3 separate regions of the Mus musculus genome follow, and regions 1 and 2 are each linked to region 3. The links are chromatin loops, found by intact Hi-C in ENCODE. Cell type or tissue: gastrocnemius. All regions are shown on one strand.

The links. Peaks named below come from ENCODE experiments on the same cell type or tissue, not always from the same donor. Only the 100,000 strongest peaks of a DNase experiment are listed, where the experiment ranks them.
Region 1: a loop joins it to region 3, with 2.8 times the contacts of the local background. A loop is called at or near these places in 3 of 42 quality-filtered maps.
Region 2: a loop joins it to region 3, with 2.9 times the contacts of the local background. A loop is called at or near these places in 9 of 42 quality-filtered maps.

What each region holds. Positions count from the first base shown.
Region 1 is chr2:12,415,650-12,423,649 of GRCm38, forward strand. Mindy3 (MINDY lysine 48 deubiquitinase 3) reads right to left here and starts at 3,811. Exons shown (of 15, transcript NM_024185.4): 1 at 3,510-3,811. The coding sequence starts at 3,603. It also overlaps the pseudogene Gm13321. In gastrocnemius, a CTCF peak has its summit at 3,869; DNase peaks (open chromatin) are centred at 3,473 and 3,814; H3K4me3 peaks cover 2,087 bases; H3K27ac peaks cover 1,732 bases.
Region 2 is chr2:11,705,819-11,713,818 of GRCm38, forward strand. It overlaps Il15ra (interleukin 15 receptor, alpha chain), which reads left to right. Exons shown (of 7, transcript NM_008358.2): 1 at 1-126. The coding sequence starts at 30. Among named protein-coding and RNA genes, the nearest start is that of Il15ra, 4.1 kb to the left of the region's middle. In gastrocnemius, a CTCF peak has its summit at 4,509 (motif pointing left); DNase peaks (open chromatin) are centred at 60, 162 and 494; H3K4me3 peaks cover 2,979 bases; H3K27ac peaks cover 4,709 bases.
Region 3 is chr2:11,772,820-11,780,819 of GRCm38, forward strand. Fbh1 (F-box DNA helicase 1) reads right to left here and starts at 4,766. Exons shown (of 21, transcript NM_015792.2): 1 at 4,613-4,766. The coding sequence starts at 4,613. It overlaps Ankrd16 (ankyrin repeat domain 16), which reads left to right and starts at 4,934. Exons shown (of 7, transcript NM_177268.4): 1 at 4,934-6,083; 2 at 6,858-7,078. The coding sequence starts at 5,770. In gastrocnemius, no CTCF peak of the experiment used is centred here; DNase peaks (open chromatin) are centred at 4,832 and 5,657; H3K4me3 peaks cover 3,950 bases; H3K27ac peaks cover 4,794 bases.

The sequences.
Region 1 (8,000 bases), 640 kb after region 3:
TACATATTTAAAGTACCAAATAATTAATCCTCTCCTGTGGTAGGAACATTGTGGCTTTTAAAAAAATCGCTTGTTAGGTGAATTACAATTTAGTTATGCTAAATGAAAGGAAAACCTAAGCTCAAACTTTGACCCAAATGATCTAGTAATGAAAAGTGTATATGTGTGTGTGTGGTGTACCGCTGTGAGAGGACAGCTTGCAGAAGTTATCTTTCTCTTTCAAGCCTAGAAGTACTGAGGGTTAAACTCAGGGTCAGGCTTGGCAACAAGTACCTTTCCTTACCGACCTATCTTGCTGGCCATTTTATATTTTTTAATGATCCCTCAACTTTTCACTAACATAAAAATTTTATTTTTCATATTATGTAATAAAGACTGTCTCTTATTCCTGAACCCCTCCCCCAATCTAATTTTAATCAAGATGGCCTGCCTCATCACAAAACAAAAAACAAAACAAAACAAACCAATATTCCCACGTTAAGCTGTTATAGCCAGTACCTCTTTCCCACCACAGCTTCAGGTGAAACAATAAAACAAGAAGTTTGGAGGAAGGGACAGTGTGCTTTCTGAGCTCTGCGAAGAGCTAAGTTAAGGCCAGGAAAGCACAGGCCTCAAAGGCTTCTTAAACGATGTGTTAAGAAGCAGGGCAGCTTTTGTGCGTCACCAGAGGAAAACCTAGAAAGAGCAAAGTCCCTGACAGGGAGTCTACCGAACACCAAGTTACACAGTCAGCACTGAAAACTGAACTCTTAGTACGTCCAATGTATGAGCAATACTACTTCTGTCAGACAGAAGACACCAGTTTGGGTTCTGCTGGGACATGGTCAACATGACCACTTTCTACTATCTCCAATGCTAACATCCAGATCTGCTCCACCTTCCCTCGGGGGCTACAGCAGGGACCATCTGATTAATTACCATCTCACCTCTGCAACTCTCGACCACAGCAACCAAACCAACCTGAATCCAGAACCTCTGTCTCTTTTGCTCCAAACCTTTCAGTGAAATTCTTATTTCATTCAGAATGTGGGTCAATGCCCTTTTAATGGCTTATATGAATGACCATATTACTTTTAGAATGTTTATTCCTGCCCCCTTCCCACTGCGCCCCTCCCCCCAGCCACACTGAACCAAAAGTCCAAGGAACATTAGACACCAAGATTTGTACAGGGGTGAGGCCCTGCGTATGGAACACTTTCTTCAGATACCTACATGGCTCCCTCCAGGGACTCAAGTGTTTCCAGGACTCTCTGTCCCTTCACCTAATAACCATTGCAGGTGCTTGACGTCTGCTCTGCCAGCCCAGGCTTTGGCGGCCAGGACTCAGGACACCAGTGTGTTTTACAGGAAAAGAGCAAGTGCTGCCAATGAACTGAAAAAGTGAAAACTCATTTTCACAAGGTAGGCAAACCAGGGGAAAACGGAAACAAAAAACCAAATTGTCAAACTAAAAAGCGTCAGTTTGGAGCTGCAAGACATGGCACTGTCTTTTATCCCAGCACCCAGGAGGTCAAAGCAGGTAGATCTCTGTGAGTTCAAGGCCAGACAAAGCTACATGGTAAGACCTTATTAAAAAGCAAAAATAACTTCAATTCAAGCCTTTTATTAAAGGGATTATTGATTTTAAACAAAATTGGAGATCTGGAGAGATGGCACAGTGGCTAAAAGCACTGACTGCTTGTGAATTGGACCCTGGTTCTATTCCCAACATCCATATGCAGGCTCACAACCATACATAACTTCAGTTCCAGGGACTCCAGTGCCCTCTTTTGGCCTCTGTAGGCACAAGGTATGCACGTGGTGCACATGTATACAAAGAAGCAAAACATTCATATACATATGATTTTAAGTAAAAAATTAAAGCAAATACTTAAATAAGAATTGCTCAGAAATAACCCAAAATGCATACTTCTTTAGCTGAAGTGAATTTCCAAAGAGTTAACTGAAACCGTCCATCAATGAAAAACTAACAACTATGTGTTATTGGGTTGGCTTATTTTAACAAGCAAAGCAAAGCAACATAGTAGCTTTACAAATGTAACTTCACAAATGCAAACTCTCTGAGTGTACCTTTGCTCTACAAACCATTTTATACCTGCATCTTATTTTCCGAAGACTGAGGTTACAGCTGTCAATTCAATGCAGTTATCGACCACAAAAATCAAGCCACTTTACTAATGCAGGAAGTCCGTGCCCTATGACTACTCCCATAATCCCAAAAGACTATCGACAGCAACATTTATCACTGCCCTCTAAGAGTAGCTCTGAGCATCATTAGACTAGCAGAGGAAGGGCTGTGATCCATATTCCTTTAAAGAATGTAACCAACAATATCAGATGCCATCACAAAATCAGGGATACTTGAAGACAAGGGAACAATCTAGCAGCAAGCAACACTGTGTTTCCATTCAGAGCACCACACCTAACCACATTAATTACAACATGAAACTGCTTTCCCGTATTACTCACCTAGATCTCCACCCTCCCACCACCCATCCAAAAAACATTCCAAACACTGACGATAACTTAAAGCTCACTCGAAGGCTGGAGATGTAATGATCTTAACAGTGGCACCCTCTTTGTATCACACATTGCAGTCCCAGGGCCCCTCCCCTTTCACTCCTGCAGCAGGTTAGCCCAGAGTGGCAGAGGCACTTGCGTTCTTTGGTAAACACTCTCTCACTCAAACTCTTCCTCATCAAAAGCCATTTAGAGCAATGGTTCTCAACCTGTGGGTCGCGACCCCCTGGGAGTCGCATATTAGATATTTATATTACTACGTAACCGTAGCAAAATTACAGTTATGAAGTACTTTTATACAAAATACTTTTATAATTAGGGGTTACCACAACATGAGGAGCTGCATAAAAGGGTCACAACATTAGGATGGCTGAGAACCACTAATTGGAGCAGGGGTACTAGCTCTGGGTATCCAACAGGCCAGAGCAATGGCAATAGAACCTAACACAGAGTACCCGAGGTGTCTGAGCCGGGTTATTGGAATCAAGTCCGGGATCTAGAACTGAGCGCAGAGTCCCGAAAGTGGTCAGAGCAGGGGTACTGGGATCAAACTCTGTAGGAAAGAGTGCGAGTACCGGAAGATTAGAGTTGTACTAGTACCAAGCGCCGGTACAGGGAAAGAAAGCGAGTGCGGGAAGCCGAGCAGCCGCAGCTGGGGTACTGGGACCAAGGGCTGGTACGGGGAAAGAGTGCGGATACTAGAGGGACTGAAGCCGGGATACTAAGCGCGAGCACAGGGAAGGAGTGAGGGGACCGGAGGGGCTGGAGCTACTGGGACAGAACGCGGGTGCCCCGAGTGCCTAAAGCGTGGTTACTGGGACCAAGCACGGGTACTGGTGAAGAATGGGCATTGGGGCCAAGCGCCAGGTACCCGAGGTGATGGGGTCGGGGCGAGATGGTGGAGCGGGGGTAATGGGACCGAAAGAGGCGTCCTGGCCCGACTCCCGGAGCCCAAGCTGAGCGGCTGGAACGGAGCCCTGCCTTGGTACCTTGCGTCCAGCGGCAGAAGATGGTGTCCGACAGTCCGGGACTGCTCTTGGTGCCCCACACCAGCTCCAGCAGCTCTTTGGTCACTTCGGACATGATGGGAACTGGACAAGAAGTGGGTCTTTGCTTCTCGGACTCCGGTCCCGGAACATAGGGAAGGGGAGGCTCGAGAAAAGGGCAGCGGGACGGCAGCGGTCGGACGCGAACGGGAGGTCGAGATGGGTGAGGGCAGCACACTGCCGGCACAGACCGCCTGTCAAGCCGGGCGAAGCGGCAACTAGGAGTTTCCCCTGCCGGAAGCGGCCTGACTTCCGGCTTCCTTTAGCCCCGCCCCCGCGGAGGGCTGGGAGAAAAAAAAAAAATCTCTTCCCCGGAAGCAGAAGTGGAGAGAGAGTCTCTAAACGCTAGGAGACTTTGGCTTTTTTTGGGAGCTGTCCTGTTTGGGGATAGTTGGACTATTGACTTTTGCACTGCCCTACCAGGGGGCTGAGACCTCCTCTCCTGGACTCTGCTCTACTTTTTTTCTTAACCTTTTTTAAAAAATTGATTTCTGCTCTACTTTTGTAGCAGGCTTTGAGGCTTTTGCTGTTACCTGGTCCTTGAAATCTAGAATATTATGTAAGCTAGAATTATAAGAGGATGGGCTATACCCTTGAGTTGAAAGTTGCCTTCCTCAGTCTCTTGATAAACCTTAAAAAAAAAAAAATCCAACCAAGTCATTAGCTAGTTACACCTGTAAATGCATTTGTGTATTTAAAATACCTCTACAGGTATAACACATTACAAAGCTAACTGGGGCTAAGCTGACCTAAACCAACCAATTGATAAATAGCACAGATTTCATATCGAAATTTTAAGGCCCCTATGTTGGCAGTACTTGGGATTAAAGACCCAGGTTTTATTCAAGGATTAACATTCCATTATACTTAGTATGAAAACTATTTGTGGCATTTAAAAAAGAATTTTCATTGGTTGGCTTTGACAATTAGGAATGGAAAGGGCAAATGTGCATTATAAAAGTTTGTGGACATTGGGGTGTTTGTTTGCTTATTTGTTTCTGGAATGCAGTATTTCATACTTATTTGGAAGTCGGACTCTGAGTCATGAAAACCCCAGACTCTTCCATGCTGAATATCAAGTTAGCTTCACTCCACCTTTGATTGTTGTTCCCTAAATTAGTAATTGCCATACACTTATCACCATTACACATATTGTGAGGTATAAAAGAAAAAAAATGTGTAAAAGGATCCAGGTCCTTTCTGGCATATGGAATATATTCACAAAACAAGGGATATTTTATTCATTAAGATATTTTGTGGCAATTTGATGCAACACCAATGACTCACATTTTAGGCACCTTGCTATTTAATATAGTAATTTTTCAAGACACATAGTTTGCTGATTTCAAAATACAGATATCTTATCTTGTTCCACGTTAACTAGTTAAGATAAATGAACTCATTTTAAATCACCCAGTTTGAAAACAAGGGTTTCCTAATGTATAGTTTTTTTAAAGCATTCTTCCCTGTAGTACCAGGGGATTGCTAAAAATACCTGTTGTGACCACGGCCTTCCTCATGAGTTTTTAAAAATGTCTCTTGTATTCTCTATATTATTTTTTAAAAAATTACATTCATGCCAGGCATGATGGCACACACCTTTAATCCCAGCACTTAGGAGGCAGAGGCAGATGGATTTCTGAGTTCAAGACCAGCCTGGTCTACAAAGTGAGTTCCAGGGCAGCCAGGGCTATACAGAGAAACCCTGTCTCAAAAAAAAAAAAAAAAATTACATTTATTTATTTGTGTGTGTGTCTGTGTGTGTGTGTCTGTGTGTGTGTGTGTGTGTGTGTGTGTGTGTGTGTGTGTGTGTGTGTAAACACACTTGCACATATGGGTTTTTGCATAGCATGGCACACATGTAGTATAAGAGGAAAACCTGAGGTAATGGGGTCTTTCATTCCTGAGGATGGAAGGCATGTTTCAGGCTAGGCATCAAACTCATTAATCTGTTTTATGTGTTAATCTACTAATGTGCTATTTTATTGGTCCTAGAGTTTTCTTTAACCTAATTTTATACAGTGAATCTTAGCTATTTTATAAGACAGAATATGCATGTTATTTTACATAAAGCTTTCTTCAGTCATTACAGTCTAAACCAACAATAACTTGTGAAATTTCACAGTACTTCATCTGTAACTCTCTATGACCATGGTATCCTTACAATTGCAGAGAGTTATTTACTTTTTTCCTAAAATGCAGATGCATGAAATATTATAATAAAATAAGTATTAATCAAAGGAGTGAAACATATACTGAAAGTTAGGACTAAAATTTACTTCCTGTGACAAACCAACATTCCAGCTTTGCCAACTCTTAAGACATACATATCTCAAACGGAAGGTGTAATTTTTTTTTTGCAGTTTTTGTGATTTTATTTTAACCCAAAACATGCACACAAGCCATCTCTTCATTTTCTCCACTGCGTAGCCTGGCGATGGGATTGGTGACTCTGATGGCCAGCTGTGCTGCTCATTCTACGATGGCTCCTCGGTTCTTAGAGGACACGCTGCAAACAACCTCAGCACAGTAAGATTTGTTACACAGCCGCACTTCCAGCTCCTTGACATTGTGGACCAGAAACTTCCGGAAGCCGCTAGGCAGCACGTGCTTGGTTTTCTTGTTGCTCCGGTGACCAATGTTGGGCCTCAGGATCTGGCCCTTGAATCTTCTTCGCACCCTGTTATCGATGACTCTGGGTTTCTGCCAGTTTTACTTAATTTTCACGAATCGGTCTGGCTGGTGCCTGATGAACTTCTTGGTCCTCTTTTTGACGATCTTGGGCTTCACCAGAGGCCGGAGGGCAGAATATATACATAAATAGATGTATGTGTGTGTGTGTGTGTGTGTGTGTGTGTGTATGTATATGTATATATTCATTTAATAATTCAATATTATATTTGTTTTTCCCAGTGGTATAATGATAGTTATTACATAGCTGATCCGATATCTAGCAATACAGAGAGAAAAGGCTGTATTTTAAAAGCATGCTTTTGTTCAATTTAAATATATATACATATTTAATTTCATAACGAATACTATGTCTTAATTGCTTTTCTATTGCTGTGATAAAGCACCATGACTAAGGCAACTTTATAGAGGAATGTGTTTACTTGGGCTGAAAGTTCCAGAGGGTTAAAGCCCCTGATGGTTGGAGTAAAATAATGGCATCAGGGACACCTGAGAGATCACTTCTCACAGTGCAGGCAGAATCAGAGAGAACACTGTGAACATGTGTCTTCTAAACCTTCAGAGCCTTCCTTCTGTAACACACTTCCTCCAATAAGGCCATACCTCGTAAGCCTTCCAAGTATTTTCACCATGTGCGTATAAATTTTCAAATGCACCACCCCGTGTGAGCCATTCTCAGACAAATCACCATACTATATTTGAATCTTTTTTCCACTCCCTCTCTCAACCCCCCCCCCCCCCCATGGCCTCTTGGATTCCTCTTGCATTTGTGACTTTTTCTTTTTTCTTGTTATACACAGCCCCTAATGAGTCTGTTTAGTGTTGTGCATATTCACATGTGTGTAGAGCTGACTGACTACTTTGGGATCGGCGAGCTCATTCCTGGAGGAAGCCGAGTCCCCTTCTCTCAGCAGACGTTGGTTGGATTATAGGTATACATGTCAGGAGTGGACCTTGGGAAACTTCCCCAGTCCTTGTTGTGAGCCGGCCAGTGGCTCACATGGACAGGGTACACCTGAGTGGCAGGCCGGAACTGAAAGAGAGGGAAACTAAGCAGATGAGAGAAAAATGGAGCTAAGTCAAGGTTCTTGATCAAAGCTCAAATTGAAAGAAAGATGAAATTTCAAGACCTGTAAGTCATATAAAGTACTCAGAAATTGCTGGTTGTTTGTGAGCCTAGAGGCTGCCTGGGGCTGAGAAAAGAGAAAAACAAACCTGGGTATGCCTCATAGTTAAAACATTCCTGGGAACATCTTGACCATAAGATAAAGGGGAATGTGAAGACATAGCAGGGCTATCTGAACTGAGTCAACAACTCACAGAACTCTGACACCCTGCACGTACATGTAATTTTTCTGCTGATGTTTAAATAAGCCAATAGTGTGTCGCTGTGCTGAATTCCACACCCCTAAGCCCCTTACCCCATAAAAACCCCTAGCTTTCGAGCCTCGTGGCCCGCATCCGTTATCTCCTGTGTGAGATACATGTCGGTCCGGAGCTCCATAATTAAACGTCCTCATGTAATTACAACAAGATGGGTCCTCGTGTTTCTTTGGGTGCTCTCACACTCCCGAGACTAGAGTGGGGTCCCTGAAAGGGGATCTTACAAAATGTTTAATGGCAAATGCGCTTATAAAGGGGGGAGGAGAGGCCCATTCCCGCCAATTCATTCTTGGAGCCCAGCTGCAGGTGGCAACGTGCAGGATAGGGTGTAGTCTCTTGCGGCCTCCCAGCAGGTAGAAG
Region 2 (8,000 bases), 67 kb before region 3:
CGTTGGGTCACTGCTGGGGACAATTGGCCATGGCCTCGCCGCAGCTCCGGGGCTATGGAGTCCAGGCCATTCCTGTGTTGCTGCTGCTGCTGTTGCTACTGTTGCTCCCGCTGAGGGTGACGCCGGGTAGGGAGCATCATGCGCCGGAACAGGGGAGCAGAGGGGGACCCCAACGCCCAGCTGAACTTGATTCGTGTGTGTGTGTGTGTGTGGGGGTCACATCTTCTGGGAACTGAGCCAGGAGTCCAGCTGAGAGGATCGCAGTGGGTCTGGGGGTGATGGAGGGAGCTGGGTGGGGGTGGGGGGACACGTGGAGGGAGCCTGGGAGAGCGCAGATAAGAGAGTGGCCCCTTGCCCTGCTCTAGACTGGCTCCCGGACCATACGTGCAAGGGAGTTGAGCGATCCCACCGGCGTTTCGGCGACTTAGGGAGAGCAGGTCTGACAAGTTCGATAAGACTTAAAGAACTTAGAGAAATGTGTGAGTGTGCCTCTGCCAGCCCACCTGGCGCAGCTGTGGGGTGTCGCGCCTGTGGGGTTCCAGGAGGGGCTTGAGGAAAAACCACCCTTCATGACTTTCAGGTCAAAGTAAATTAGATGGAAGGCACTGGGCAAAGTACTGCGCTCCGCGGGAGGAAAAACAAAACAAAACAAACAAACAAACAAACAAAAACCACGTGTGGAGCAGGCAGGTTGCGCATCTGAACGCTACAAAACAGGTCCAGGTTCTCAAGCGCACTGGCAACTTGGGGCCCGGACGATTGGAGAGGAGGAGAGACTGTTTTCCCATGGAAGAAGGGGTGTCACATGTTCCAGAATGTGTCGTCTAGATCTAATCTCGGGAAGAATGAATTGAGACTCCTAGTTTTGTTCCAATAGGTCTAGAAGGAAAGAGCGAGAACAGTTGGGTCTAGCAACGTCCGGACCCAGGATGTCGCATCTTTTTATAAACATGAAATTCTTCAGAGTCTGTTAAAAAAATCTACGTACTCCCTGCACAGAAATGTGTGTGAAAGCACATGCTTGCAAATGTGCACAGGATTTGGGGACCGAGGACAATGACGTCATCCATGGACTTTCCTGCAAGTTAGCAATTCCTTAGCCCTGAGTGTGTTTTAAAGCAAGATTTCCCAGTGATGGGCGTCTGACTCAGTCTCCTTGGAACTTGGTCATAGTTATCCCACACAGACTTGAGCCTGGGGTTGGCTCTGTAGGGGTGTTACGGGGCTTCATTTATTCTTGGGTCCCCACCCTCCATCTGTAAAGCTGGAGTGTGTTGGTAAATTCCTCTTAACTGGATAGCAAAGAATGGTCCTGAGATTTCAGAAATAGCCTGCAGATATTCCAAATAGTCTGAAAGTGAATGTGGTTTCAGTCCAGCTCAGCTTAGAGGAAGCACCTCCTTGCCTAAAGTTCGGGCTCCACTGGTGCCATCAACTGGCACCTGAATCTTGGTTTTAAGAACAGCCTTATTGGGTCATAACTGACTCCAGGAAAACTGCAAATATTTAAGTTGTATGTTTCTTTGTGTTTCAGGATGAAAGTTACACTCTTGAAACTATCACCAAACCAAAGCAGGGTTACACCCATAACTAAGAAGTTCCCTGTGTCCTCCAAAATTCTTATCTCCTGCTCAACTCAGCAACAATTTAACTTTTTTTCCTTTGGATTTGTTGCACTTTCTAGTATTTTCTATAAGTGGAGTTATAAAGCACGCTACTCTTTCTTGTGTGGCTTATTTAGCTCAATCATTATTCTTTGTTCATGTTGTAATTGCATCAACAGTGAACTAGCACCCAGTGTAATGGAGTATTTTTATAATCCCAGCACTCTGAAGGCTGAGGCAGGAGGATTTCTAGTTAAAAGATAGTCTGGGCTATGTACTAAGACCTAAAAGCATAAACAAACAAACAAACAAAGAGATGGGTGGCTACTGAGGAGATGGCTTAGAGGGTGAAAATTCTTGTCATCCAGATCTGAGGACCTGAATCCATGGGAGTGGATGGACAGCACAATATGTTGGGGTGAGAGAGAGGCAGGGCAAAGAGGGGAGAATTCCAGGGGTGTGTGTATGAGGGGGGTGGGGAGGGAGGGAGAAAGAGAGAGAGAGGCTCAAACAATATGGCAGGTGAAAAATGATTCCCTACTCCCTTCCCCCAGTGCTGGGATTATGGGATGTGTGTGCATCCATACCCAGCTAAACTATGACTTATTTTTAGATCTGTGAATCAGCATTAGTTGCCTCCTGATTGTTGGGTATTTAAGTTGTTTCAGTATGGTAGTATTTAAGAGGCAACATGTTGGGAATCTGTATTCTTTATCCTCCTCTCCCTCCTCCTCCTCCTCCTCTTCCTCCTCCCTCTCCTTCTTTCCTTGAGATAGGGTCTTACTGTGTAGCACTGGCTGGCTTGGAACTCTATGTAGACCAGGCTGTCCATGACAGATATCTGCCTCCCAAGTGTGTGCCTGGCCCTGGTGACTCTCTTTCTTATAGAATCCCTCCATGACCTTGGTGTCATTCATCACCTATGGTAGTAAATGTGAATGGAAGGCTTTCTCCTAGGGAGCCTTAATACTCTTTTGGGCAATACAGTAGGGGACTCTAGGGTCTGTGGAGGAAGTACATTGCTAGGCTGCATGGTGGACATGTGCTCCAGGCATGTAGGGAACAAACCAGTCAGGACAGCCTGACAGCTGCAAGTGAGATTGCAGCTTCTGCAATAGTTCAGTGGGTGACAAAGGAATCCTGAAGCAGAGCTGGTGTCTCTGGGAAACTGGAACCAAGAAGTCCTGCTGAGTCTCCAACTTGTGACCACCCAGCCTTCTGACCCTCGAAGCCGACTAGGCCCTCAACTTAAGGAACTGGAGGAAAGAGGAATGGATGAGTTCTCGGGGCAGTGAGCTGAGTGAGTACAGCCTGTACTTATTGCACCATGAGGAAGTGTGATAGGTTGGCTGGCGCTTCAGCCAGGAAGAAAAAATAGGTTACTGGAAGCCTAGATACCCTGACTGTTTGGGCATGGTGGAGTCAGAGTGAGCCTCTAGAAGGCAAGGGACACATTTTCTCTTCTCCGTGTCTTAGTACCTATCTGCTTTCAAATGGGAGGCTCAGGGAAAGAAAATGCTGAAATGCACACTGACCTCATATAAAGAATGGGAGGGGTGTGTTAACCTGACCACTCTTGAACTCCAGATATAAGAGTAGGCCAGGGATTCCTGCCCATCTTAGACTCTCAACTGACTTGATAAAGAAGCCTGATCCACAGGTTCTGAGAAACAGAAAGAGGTGTCGCCCCATGCTCCATGCTAATGATCATTAGGACTGGCGATGTGAGAACTTTGAAAGTGGCATAACTCTAAGTCCCAGTTTCTATAACTTCATCTGATATATGTATTCATAAGCTCGCAACGTATAAATACCTGCCCTGTATGTGTATGGGGCTTAGCACTGGGGAAGGAGCACTAGGGAACTATGCAATACACTTACAGTCTTCATGGTGCTTGTATTCTTCCAGACAAGATGAGACTTGCTTACATTAGATAGTTCCCATCCAAGTATCAACCAGACTCAACCTTGCTTAGCTTCCAAGACCAGACAAGCCCTATCAAGTTTAGTATGGTATAGCTGTAGACTTACATCGGATATCTAAGGAGATATATATCTCCTTAGATTGTAGTATTAAAAGATGTAACTAAGACTGAAGGAAATTAAAAGTTATCATTGCAATGAAATATATTGCTTCTAATGTAATTGTGAAACCATCTAGCTTTGTAAATTAAATAACTCACCACCACTTGGCAGTTTGGATTGGCTGCGGTATTTTTATAACCTCGTGCATTCAAATATCAACTATTCCTATGTTTATCTCTGAGGACCATTCACTATTGACAGACCTGATATAGGCTTCCTTTCTTAGACGAGACACAAAGTAGCTACTGCAAAGCCCTCTTAGTACAAAACACTCAGAGAATGATCAGAATAACATAAACACTTTAAATTGATTGGTGGCAAAAGATAATTTTGCTCTTCAAAACAAAAATAATAGTGATACATTGGTGTGCTACTGTGAATTTAAAAGGAAAAATGGCTGATAGCAATAACAGCACAAAGGCTGGGAAAGGATGTATAGAGAACAGTCATTAAGGGTGTGTGTGTGTGCGTGTGCATGTGTGTGTGCGTGTGTGTGCCTATGTGCTGCCCAATGGAGAACGTTTGCTGTCCTGTTCAATAACTCCTTGCCTCCCCACCTCCAGTTCTGGGGTTACAGATGCACACAACCATACCTAATATTCTTGCGTGAGTGCTGGGGATATGAACTCAGACCTTCACACTTGGGTGGCAAGAGCTCCTACTGGCTGAGCCATCTCTCTAGCCCTGTTTAAGGCTCTTATGCTGTAGGTGTGAGGTAATATGATATCACTCAGTGGTAAAGCAACCTCTAAAATAATACGATAATGAAGCTGGGTATGGTGGCTCATGCCTATGATCTCCACAAATGCGACCCCTGGTGGCTGCAGAGTCATTTCTATTTATTACTGTAGCCAGAAACTTAGAATACCCAAGATACAAGTTGCAAAACACATGAAACTCAAGATGAACGAAGACCAAAGTGTGGTCACTTTGCCCCTTCTTAGAATTGGGAACAAAACACCCATAGAAGGAGTTACAGAGACAAAGTTTGGAGCTGTGATGAAAGGATGGACCATCTAGAGACTGCTGCACCCAGGGATCCATCCCATAATCAGCCTCCAAATGCAGACACCATTGCATACGCCAGCTAGATTTTGCTGAAAGGACCTTGATATAGCTGTCTCTTGTGAGGTTATGCCGGTGCTGGCAAACACAGAAGTGGATGATCACAGTCAGCTATTGGATGGAACACAGGGCCCCCAATGGAGGAGCTAGAGAAAGTACCCAAGGAGCTAAAGCGGTCTACAACCCTATAGGTGGAACAACAATTTGAATTAGCCAGTACCCCGGAGCTCGTGTCTCTAGCTGCATATGTAGTAGAAGATGGCCTAGTTGGCCATCATTGGGAAGAGAGGCCCCTTTGTCTTGCAAACTTTATATGCCTCAGTACAGGGGAACACCAGGGCCATGAAGTGGGAGTGGGTGGATAGGGGAGTGGTGTGGGGAGCGTGTGGGGGACTTTTGGGATAGCATTTGAAATGTAAATGAAGAAAATACCTAATTAAAAAAATAAAAAAGACTTGCATGCTGGAAGCTCAAGGTGAGACAGCTCAGCTGGTAAAGATGCTTGTTGCTAAGACAGAAGACCTATAAACCCCTGGGGTGGAGAGAACCAAGTCCTGCAAGTTGTCCTCTGACTTACACACACACACACACACACACACACACACACACACACACACACACACACACACATACACACACACACACACATACACACACACACATACACACACACACACACACACACACACACACACACACACTACAATACAACATTTCAATGCTATAAAACACTTTATAGAAAGACATGAAAGACTTAAATCAAGGCAGATCCTAGGTTCCGGTTTTGAGAAGACTCACGGTTACTAAGTATCAGTTTTTCCTGAGCTGACCTATAATTATGACATTGTTGCTGTGGGATTCAGCATGGACTTGATGTTCTGGGTCTACAATTCAATAAAAGGCACAGAATCAAAGAGTCAACTTTGAAAGCAATTAACAAAGATTTACACACACACACAAATAAATAAACAATAAATGTTGAAAAAACCTTTAACAAAACGGAAGGGTTGGAAATGTTGATTTAGACTTAGATATGCTGCAAAATTAATATAGCACCTTCTTAGGAAACTACAGTAGTGAGTTCTTGGTAGGGGCAGGAAATTAAGATGGTCTCATGTAGCCCAGGCTAGCCTCCAATTGGCTATGTAGCTCAAGATACCCTTGGATTTCTGGTCCTCTTGTTTCTACCTCCTGAGTGCTGGGGTCTCGGGCATGCATCACCATACCTGGCGTTAAGGCCAGGCAGTAGTGGTGAACACCTTTAATCTCCCAGGAGAGGTAGGCAGACCTCTGTGAGTTAGAGGCCAGCCTGGTGTACATAGTGAGTTCCAGGATAGACAAAACTACACAGAGAAACCCTGTCTCAAAAACAAAACATACATACCTGGCTTTAATACAGCATTGGGATCAAACCTAGGGCTTTATGTGTGCTGGCCAAGCACTCTACTCATTGGGGGGGGGGGGGGGGGGAAGAATGTGTGATTAAAACCAAGTACAGGAGGAGACTGGAGAGATGGATGCTTGGATGAAGTCTGGGATGGCAACGGGAAGAAGGATTGCAGAGAGGCCATGCTGAGGGCAGGGGAGAAGATGAAGGAGCTACAGCAGACTGTGGTCATGGGCAGACTCTAGGTCCCATTCCCTTCTCTTTCTCTTAGCTCTTTGGCTTCCATCATTCGCTCATTTCTTTTTAAGATTTATGTGTCTCATATTTTATTTGTGTGTCGATAGATGTCTGTGTGAGTGTCTGCCGTGTGCTATGCGCATACTCGAGGCAGACAGAAGACGGTATTAGGTCTTCTGAAGCTGGAGTTACAGGTAGTCGGGTGCTCTGGAAAAACAGGATTTGCTCTGAAGCACTGAGCTATCTTTTCAGCTCTAACTTTAAATATATATATATTCCCATCCTATCAGGCAGGGTTCACAAGGTTCTGACAACGAGAGGAGCTCCTCTCCTTGCCAGCAATGAGCGTGCTCTGCAGAGCCACAGTGATTGAGTCCTCTCACAGGACCATTCTGGAAATGTATCGACTCCTGTTGACCAGACTAGACTGCTTGCTCTGCTTTTCCCTTGAATGTCTGGCTAATTCTTGCTCATCCTTGAACTTTTACACAATGGCACTTTTTTCAGGCATTGCAGTTAAACCACGTCTTATCACTCCCAGCTGTGTCCATCTGCTTCATCTTCTACACCCCGCACACCATGTTCCTGGAGCAGGAGTGCTCCAGATGTGTGGAAAGACCAAGTAGAATTTACAGCAGTGTCAGCCATCAGGAAAAGGATGTTCTGTGCAGAATGTGTTGCCTCTGCAATTGCAAGGCGGGAAATGCCCTGTGTGAGGAAGGGACTCTTAGGCTCCTTTACCTCCAAGGTTTCAAAATGACCCATTGGCAGGGCCTGCCAGTTCTCTGAGGGAAGCAAAATAAACTGTGATCTCATAAGATCCCTGCTGGCCCAAGAAAAGACAATAACAATAACGTTAAGAAGCAGGCTTGGGACAAACAAGAGAAAGGGTAGTTCTTTTAGATGTCTTCCTCTAGCCTTTTCCCTGAAGAGCTCACAAGTCTCTGGAGATACTGATCGATAGCTGGAAAATGTCCAGCCACAAATAATGTAATAGCTCACTCACAGGTCCAAAGGTCCAGGCTTTCTCAGACAGAGGGAACATTTTCTAAAAGGTCAGGCCTAGTATGTTTCACTGAATTCTCCATTCTGGTCTACTGCCAAGTGTCCTTAAGGTCATTTGAATTGGTTTTTATGACAGTTCCTTCCCACCCCACACCATTAATCCATCCCCAAGTATTTCCCAAGCAATGTAACATACGGCTAAGTACCCCAAATGAGGATTTAAAGATTTGGAAACACAGAGCTAAACACATGGGACTGGCAAGCCACACACACACACACACACACACACACACACACACACACACACACACACAAATAAAGAAATAAATAAATGTATTTTTTAAAGTTAAATGAGGCAGAACCTTCCCCTAATGAATAAAGATTTCAAGGGACCAATCACTGGGCAAGTAGGTGGGAATTTCCAGTCAGTGAGAGGAATAGGGAAGTCAGGAGAAAGATACTTCCTTTTGGACCAGAAAGAGCATGGAGACACAATGTGGGTAGCGAGAGGCCCACGATTTAGGTAGGGATCCTCTGGGATGCGCCACTGGAGGATTTATAACTTAAATAGCTAATAAAATTAGGATGTGTCTTAGTTAGAGTTTTACTGCTGTGAA
Region 3 (8,000 bases):
TAATCTTTACTAAATAAAACTCATGCTAAAAAATCCTCTAAAACTTACAGTTTATAGACCTACATAGACAAGATGAAGACTAATTTCTTAGAACTCCTAGAGAAGTTGATTAAATAACTGCTCTTAAAATTAGAAAACAAACAAACAAACAAGCCAGCTCCCTCCTACAAGGTTCCTCACTGGAGAGAATAATGCTCTGAAGCCAAATTTAACTTTGCTAATTAGATAATGTGCCACCCTCCTCACCTCCAAAGCTTTGAAGATGCACAAGCAGACGGGTGAGGTACTGTATGATAGAGACCATTATTACTATGACTCTGGCATTTGAACCGTCCAATGACAGCCAGTAAAACTGAGAGTCCAAATAAATATAGCCAAGTGTTATCCCTCAACTCTATCATTCTAAGTTGCCACTCAAGCCAGGAAGTACTTAGCTGTGATACAACCACTCTGCACATTTCTGAGACACTTACAATGCTTTCATAAATGTCTATTAAAGTATACCTTATAGATTATTGTCTTAATATATATTTGTTGTGTTGTATTAATAGTGATTATTTATATAATGATGATTTGTTTTGGCTCTGAGGCTAAATGTTTTCTGTAAGGTATATAGGAAAGAGAAATGAAGAACATATTTCTACCCAGTATTCTCTGTTTATAACTTCATAAATAACTGCTAATTAGATGAAAAGCTGCACAGCTATGGGGCTGCCTTTTAAAGTTGGGCTGTGGTGGCTTCAACTATCTCACAGTTCCTTAAGCTTCTTACAGCCCACAGCCTGCTTTACAGAGCAGTGCCTTTCCTAAGTTCTCATTTCATCTGCAAAATAACCCCATGATTATTCAATTAAAGTAGGGCTTAGAAAAGACCTGCTTCAAGCCACAACTTAGCTCCTAAGCAACAGCACCAGGGGCTGGAAAGATAGATCAGTGGTAAGAGCCCTTGCTGCTCTAGGAGACGACCAGGATTCAGTTCCCAGCATCCACGTGTGGGCAGCTCACAATAGCTTGTAACTCCAGCTCCAGGGGGATCAATGATTTTCTGGCCTCTGCAAGTACTTGCATACTCTGCTGTACACATGCACACATGAATTTCTTTCTTTTTTTTAAACTAATAACATCACCAGAAGAACTTGGCTTTTCTGACTACTTAGTCTGGTGTGTTTTCGACTTTAGGCCCAGAAAGCTTTACAGGAGGTTGGAAAAATCTCACATTAGTGGAACATAAAGATATATAACTAATCCCAGCACTCAGGGATTGTGGATCAGCCTGGATGCAAAACTTTATTAAAAACAAAACAAACATCCTCAAGTTGAATTCTTATACCAGTTTTAAAGAGCAGTTATATCTCACAAAGACAGTTAGTAGCAAATATTCAGAAAAAAATGAACTATAAGAGAAATGTCACTATACAGTCTACAGTATAGACTCAAAATGGGAAAAAAACTTTTAAATATTTTGTCCCATTTAACTCAAAGGAAAACAGACAGACAAACACCAAACACAAAGAGTGCACACTGGTTCTCATTCCTCTTTCTGTCACTCGGTCTTCATGGAAAGACCTACCAGCCACTCCCTGCTTCTCTAAGTCCACAGGTCTGCATCAGGTAGCCCAAACTTTGCTACGGGGAGTGTGATAGGAAAGGATACATGCATCAGGAGGCCAGGTCAAGCTCAGGTGTCATTTCTCAGAATCTGTCCTGTTTCTCTAACTGGGCCCCAGGGCTTACCCGATTCAGCTGCACTCGCTGGCTTGCGCTGGCAAGCTCAGGTAGCCGCCTTGCCTCCCAGTGCTGACATTACAAGGCTCGCATTCTCATGCGGGTGTTTTATGTGGTGCTAACTAAGGATCCTCATGCTTGACTGGCAAGCACTTGACCAATTGAGCCACCTTCCCTGCCCAGCAGCCCCAGTCTCTTGCGGTCACCTCATGCCCTAAAACACCGACTACTTCTGTAAGTACAGCCCCCATTTATTACTGCAAGAAAAGATGGGCTGAACGGCTCATTCTGTGTTCCTCAGACAGAATGACAGAAAACAAACAAACAAACAAACGAGAAATCACTACTTACTGTCCACAATATATCTTCATATATCTGATAACCATTTTCTATTATTTATTCACTCATTCCTCAACCTCTTCATTTTTCTCCATTTCCCAGATTTACTATGAACTCCATGAGGGCTTTCCTTATGGTATCCCTGTTGCTAATGCTATTTTAGACATTGGAGAGCATACAAAAATAAGTAAGCCTGACCATAAGGCAGCTACCAAAACAAACACAAATTGCTAAACACACAGCAATCCAAGCACTACATAAATATACACATAAGGGCCTACGGTAGTAAATATAATTAGGACTGTTACAAGAATCTCCATAAAGGGATGGGCCTTAAGTGATGAATGGGATTCAGTTAGGCACAAGAAAACAATATGAATGAAAAACAAAGGAATGGCACAATGTGTGACAGAAACGTTTCCTTTCTTCAGAACAAAACGCTAACTGACAGGCTGGAAAATGAATTTGGATCCAGAGACTACAACGGTCCTCTTACATACTGCTAAAGACACTGTCCTTTACTCATTGCATAGGCAATTCAGAGTAACGTGCTGTTTTTAAAAGCAAGGCCATTACACAGCCAAGGGTAGCTAGGCATGGAGATTGTCAGCAAAATAAGTCAGAAAGTCATGGTACCAGCTGGGCAAGAGTTGGAGAAGGCCGGAGAACAGAAGTTGGGTAGCAAGGACAGGTGAGTATCAACAAGGTGTGAAGACCAAGAGGAAAATGGAGGACAACTGACTCTGCTTGTGTAACATTAAGGGAGCTGATTTTAGCTATGTTAAAAAGCAAAGGAAGAAATGGCTGCTCTAATAATTTTTCATACACTGAAAGGCCTAAAGTTTCCATTTTAAAAATAATTTTCAGGGTTTCTTCTTGTGGTTTGGTTGTTGTTTTGATTGGTGGTTGGTCTGCTTTGTTTTGCTGAAGTAGGGTCTTAGGCCAACTAAATGCTAGGCTGATCAACTGTGTGCCATCATGTCCAGATTATTTTAAGAGGTTCTGTAGAACACCCAGTTAAAGCTCCCTCGAGTTCTATGAAACATCAAAAGTCTTCAAAGAGCATGCGAATAACTATTGACAATGTAAGAGCTGGCTTTGGTGATAATTTCTACAAGTTTTGTCAAAACCAGAACAGCAAAGAAAAAATCTAAATTTTTCTAAACTAAAGTCAGCCTGGGGGAACAGAGAAATATAAGATGGGCGTGTGTGTGTGTGTGTGTGTGTGTGTATGCGACAGTAACACATTTGAAATTAGAATTCAAATACTTTTATGTATTCATAAACCAGGAAACATGTTAAAGGACTGATCCCTTGATCCCTCAACGACATCTAAGTACCAAAGATCCATGAAACACAGCAAAAGTCAGATCGAATATCCCAATTCCATTGACAGTTAGTTACAAGGGAATTGAAGGCCTCCAAAGACCTTCACTGAAGAAATGGGCAGCTCAACCAGACAGAGAGAGAAGTACTAGCCCTACTCATAAACTTAAAGCATAAATACCCACCGCTCTCCAGAAAAATCACCAGGGCTATGGAGGCAGATTCACCAAAAATATCTAGTTTCCCAAAGGAAAACACAGAGCAAAGGAAATTCATAGAGCAGAGGAGAGGCAGAATCTAATTTAGAATACCAATTAAATAACCAATTTCATCTTTTTATAAACCAGGATTCTCGGTTTTGTTTAAAGGACCAGAAACTTAAGAGAGATAAGGCAAGACCACGTGAAATCATTTGTAAGGAAGGAGTAGGCAGCCCAGACTAGCCTCGAACCTCGAACTCAAGGTCCTCTTGCTTCAGTCTCCCAAACGTTGAGATTTAAAACCATGCAAAGTAGCAAAAAGTTTGAAACTATCAGATGCCTCAACTTTCCAATACGTGGCAAAAATCACTAACTTCATTTGGCCTTGACGTCCTTCCTCGTCTCTAAAACCTGAATGCTACCTATGGGCTGTTTATGGAATAGACAATGTCAGGCGCTTAGTGAACCAGAATGTACTGCCAAATGCAAAGAAATTGTTTTAAACCTGGCAGGAGCGACTTCCATTTTACTTCCCAAACGGAAACACCATTAGGTTAAATGTCTAGTTCCTCGAAAGGAAGCCAACAAAGCGGGCTCGGGTCTCAAAGAACCCTCCAAAAGCCCCCCAGGCCTTCTCGCGTCCCCTTAACCACCATCACCTGTTCAGGTGAGGGGGTGGGAGACTACCAAGGCGAACACCAACGTCAGGAGCTGCATACAATGACTCGCCCAAGGTCAAAAACATTACAGTGGAGACAAGCCAGGCTTGCCAGCGGCAGAGGATCTGTCTTCTCAGGTGCTGCCCCTTCCGGAGCCTCAGGGAGCGGCCAAGGGATGCGGGTCTGCAGAGAGCATCCGACCTCCTTCTGCAGGCCCACTCCTGACCACCGCGGGCGCGGCCAGCTCCTACGCCCACCCTCAGCTAGGGCCCCACCCCCGAGGCCAAGACCCCTGCGCGGGAGACCCCACAATAGGAAGTTTTCCCGGCTCGCACCCCACGCCAAGTCCACGGTCTCACGCACTATGGCGGCCCGGCCCAGGACCCCGGCGGCGACACCACCCAGGCGATGCCGCCGGACATTCAGCCTTTCCCCGACCAGCAAGCCCCTCCTTCGGCCCAGACAGCGAGCACAGACGACTGCAGACTTCCTCCGCGAGCTCCGCCTCTTCGCTGCCAAGACGCACCCTCCCACCGGAGACGACGGACAGGCCCGTGAACCAATCGAAGCACTCCGAACTGGAAGGGTCACGCGGACGGACAGACTCTGGAACCAATCCGTACGCGAAGCGGGAGGGGGCGTGGCTCAGTGTCTTGAGAGCCACGCCCCGTCTGTGCTTTCGCCACCGCGGAGGAGGCGAAGGAAACTTTCCCAGAGTTCCTTAGAGCTCCCTGGGTCCCCGCGGGGGCCCAGGAGACAGCAGCGGGCGGGGAGGGGGCTGGGGTCGGCTGCGGATTGGGTGAGGATCGGGCGGAGCACAAGGACACCGTTCCAGCTCTGAGAGGCCCCAGAAACCCTTGCTGTTGTGAGCCTGGTCAGCCGAAGGATGCGGCTGTCAGTCCGGCAGACATCCTCAGGCCAGGGGTGGGCCAGCTAGGTTCCAGGGTGGTGGGCAGCGTGCTCTCGACTGCCTGTGCAGCTACCACCGGAGCAGCCCAGCAAACATTCCCAGAAGCTGTCCGGTGGAGAGCAGACCACATCTGGGATGCGAGGCCAGAAGTCCCGCGTGCAGGACTTCGCGGTACACTGGCACCCTCCATTCTGATAGGTCTTCCGTTCCCAGTTCACTCGGGTGCAAGGGACAGCTCCAGGATGTCAGGTGCACACAGCCTTACCCCAAGCCCTGGGAGCCCGAGGCCCCACCCTGACGAGTACGCGTGTGTGATGCGCGGTAACCAGAATGACCTACGAGTGTGCATGTTGTCGCCTGAGGGGACACCATTCTACATTTGGAGACTGTGACTTCCAAACCAGGGCAAGAAGCATTAAAGACGCTAGCGGAGAGAATCTGGCTGGGGGCGGGCAGGGGGCGGTGCCGAGAGTCGGGGAAAAGGGTCACGTGGAGGAAGCGGAAGCGGAAGCGCCAGCCTTCTCTCACCTCCCAACCTATCATAGCACAGATCTGCTCTAAGACTGAACCTGGGTCTTCCTCCTACTTTTGTCCATCCTGGTCCAGGGCGATGGCTCTGCCTGGGGATCCGCGGCGCCTCTGCAGGCTGGTGCAAGAGGGCCGACTGCGTGACCTTCAGGAGGAACTGGCGGTAGCTAGAGGTTGCCGGGGGCCAGCCGGAGACACCCTTCTCCACTGTGCAGCACGCCACGGACGCCAGGATATCCTAGCGTACCTAGTGGAGGCTTGGAGTATGGACATCGAGGCTACCAACCGAGACTACAAGCGGCCTCTGCACGAAGCTGCCTCTATGGGCCACCGGGACTGCGTGCGCTACCTCCTGGGCCGAGGTGCAGTCGTGGACTCCTTGAAGAAGGCGGACTGGTAGGTGCCCAACCCACGGTCCAGAAAAGCTATATCGACACTCCCTGAAGAATCGCAGATTTTCATGTATTTTTCAGTGTGTTCGTTAGATTTATAACTTTTCTCAGCTTCTAATCTTCTCCCCGACCTCCCTTTCGTGTGGGTTTGGTTCTTTAGTTAGGGCAATCGTTTCCCGTCGAAAGAGTATGGAAATGTAATCAAGTGGAGTGAAACGGTTGAATTGTACTACTCGTGTGCCCAAGATGCGTTTTTCTGGAGACATCTTGCTAAAATTCCTGTTCACGATTACATAGTTTAATTTGCATGGCCACAGTGGATAAGTAGAGTTGATGAAATTCAGTTCGCCATGCACCGAATATTGAGTTCTTAGGCAGTTTTGTCACCTCTAGCCTTACAGAGCCACCAGCAGGGATGTTGGTGATACTCTCCCACCACTGAAAACAATTTCATTTCTTCCTAGATTGGCATCTTTTTTAGTTTCATGTCTAATTCCTAAGACCCTGTGAACTTCTTTAGGCTCATAACTTAATGAAATGCCCGCCTTCAAGTTATTTCAAGCTCTGTCAAAACATAGGGGCTGGAAAATATATCAGTTTCCCCTTGTTATTTCTCCACGGTCCTCAAAGAAGTCAGAGGCTGACAGTCTAAGGTGTTTTCCTGCCACGCCCCCCACCAGACTCCTCTAGGTTTTCCATCTGTACCAAAGACATAGGTAATGTGAAGGTTTGGCTTCTTCCAAGTGCCTCAGCTCCCTTCCATCTTGGTTGACCTTAGGACTCCTCTGATGATGGCGTGCACAAGGAAGAACCTTGATGTGATCCAGGACCTTGTAGAACACGGTGCCAATCCACTCCTGAAGAACAAGGATGGCTGGAACAGTTTCCACATTGCCAGTAGAGAAGGCCACCCTGTGATCCTCCGGTACTTGCTCACTGTCTGCCCTGATGCTTGGAAAACAGAGAGCAACATTAGAAGAACCCCTTTACACACTGCAGGTACCCCCTGCAAGCTCTGGAGTCTGTAGTGGCTTTGTGCAAGCACTGTCTACACTTTGTAGTTCAAGTTCCCTGCAGGGGAATGGAGGATTTGGGAAAGCAGAAGACAAGGCATCAGAGCATCTGTGCTCTCTTGGCGAACTATAAGTTTCTGAAGTGGCAGAACCTTTGGCTGATACATCATTGTGTTAGTCCACTTTTCCTGTGTGTCTATCTTGCCTGCCATTCCTGGTTCGTTAGACGATAAGCTTGTCTGTTCCTTCTAATGTCTGTGACCCTGGGTGAAGAACTTGGTCTGTATTTGAGCAAATATCCTTTGTAGCTTTTCATGATGGTAATGATTCCATGCTGTAGAGCCCTAGAGAAGAGCAAAACTAGAGTGGACTGTGTGGATAATAGTCTCAGGAGTCTAATAAAACAAGAAAGTTAAGAAGTAAGCCAGGCAGCATGGAAGCTGAGGCGGCAGTGCAATGCTGGGAGACCCTGCCTCATATTCCCTAATACCCACCTCCCAAAGAGAGACATCTGGGAACTAATTCTTAGTCTACGAGGCAGTTCATGGAGTCAGGGTCCTGAGCTCTTACTTTCTCTAGGCCAATGCCAGAGATATGATACAGTCTAGACGGCAAGCAGCTGGTGGTTCTCCAGCCACCGCTGTCCCTTCGGGATCAAGAAATTCTTTTTGAAACTTTTTGAATGATTAGGAAAAGATCCACATGGTTCATAAATTACTTGGCCAACTCTCCCATCACCCCACCTCCCACCCCCAAAGATTCCCTTGGAGAACCAGTCAGCAACCTGTCTGTCACTCACCAAAATACATGGAAGACAGAATCTTTCCTGTTGAGTGTAGGTGTCTTCAATAGGAGGAGTAACTTTCTGGATAATTTTATAGGTTCCTATTGAATAGATTACAGTCAAA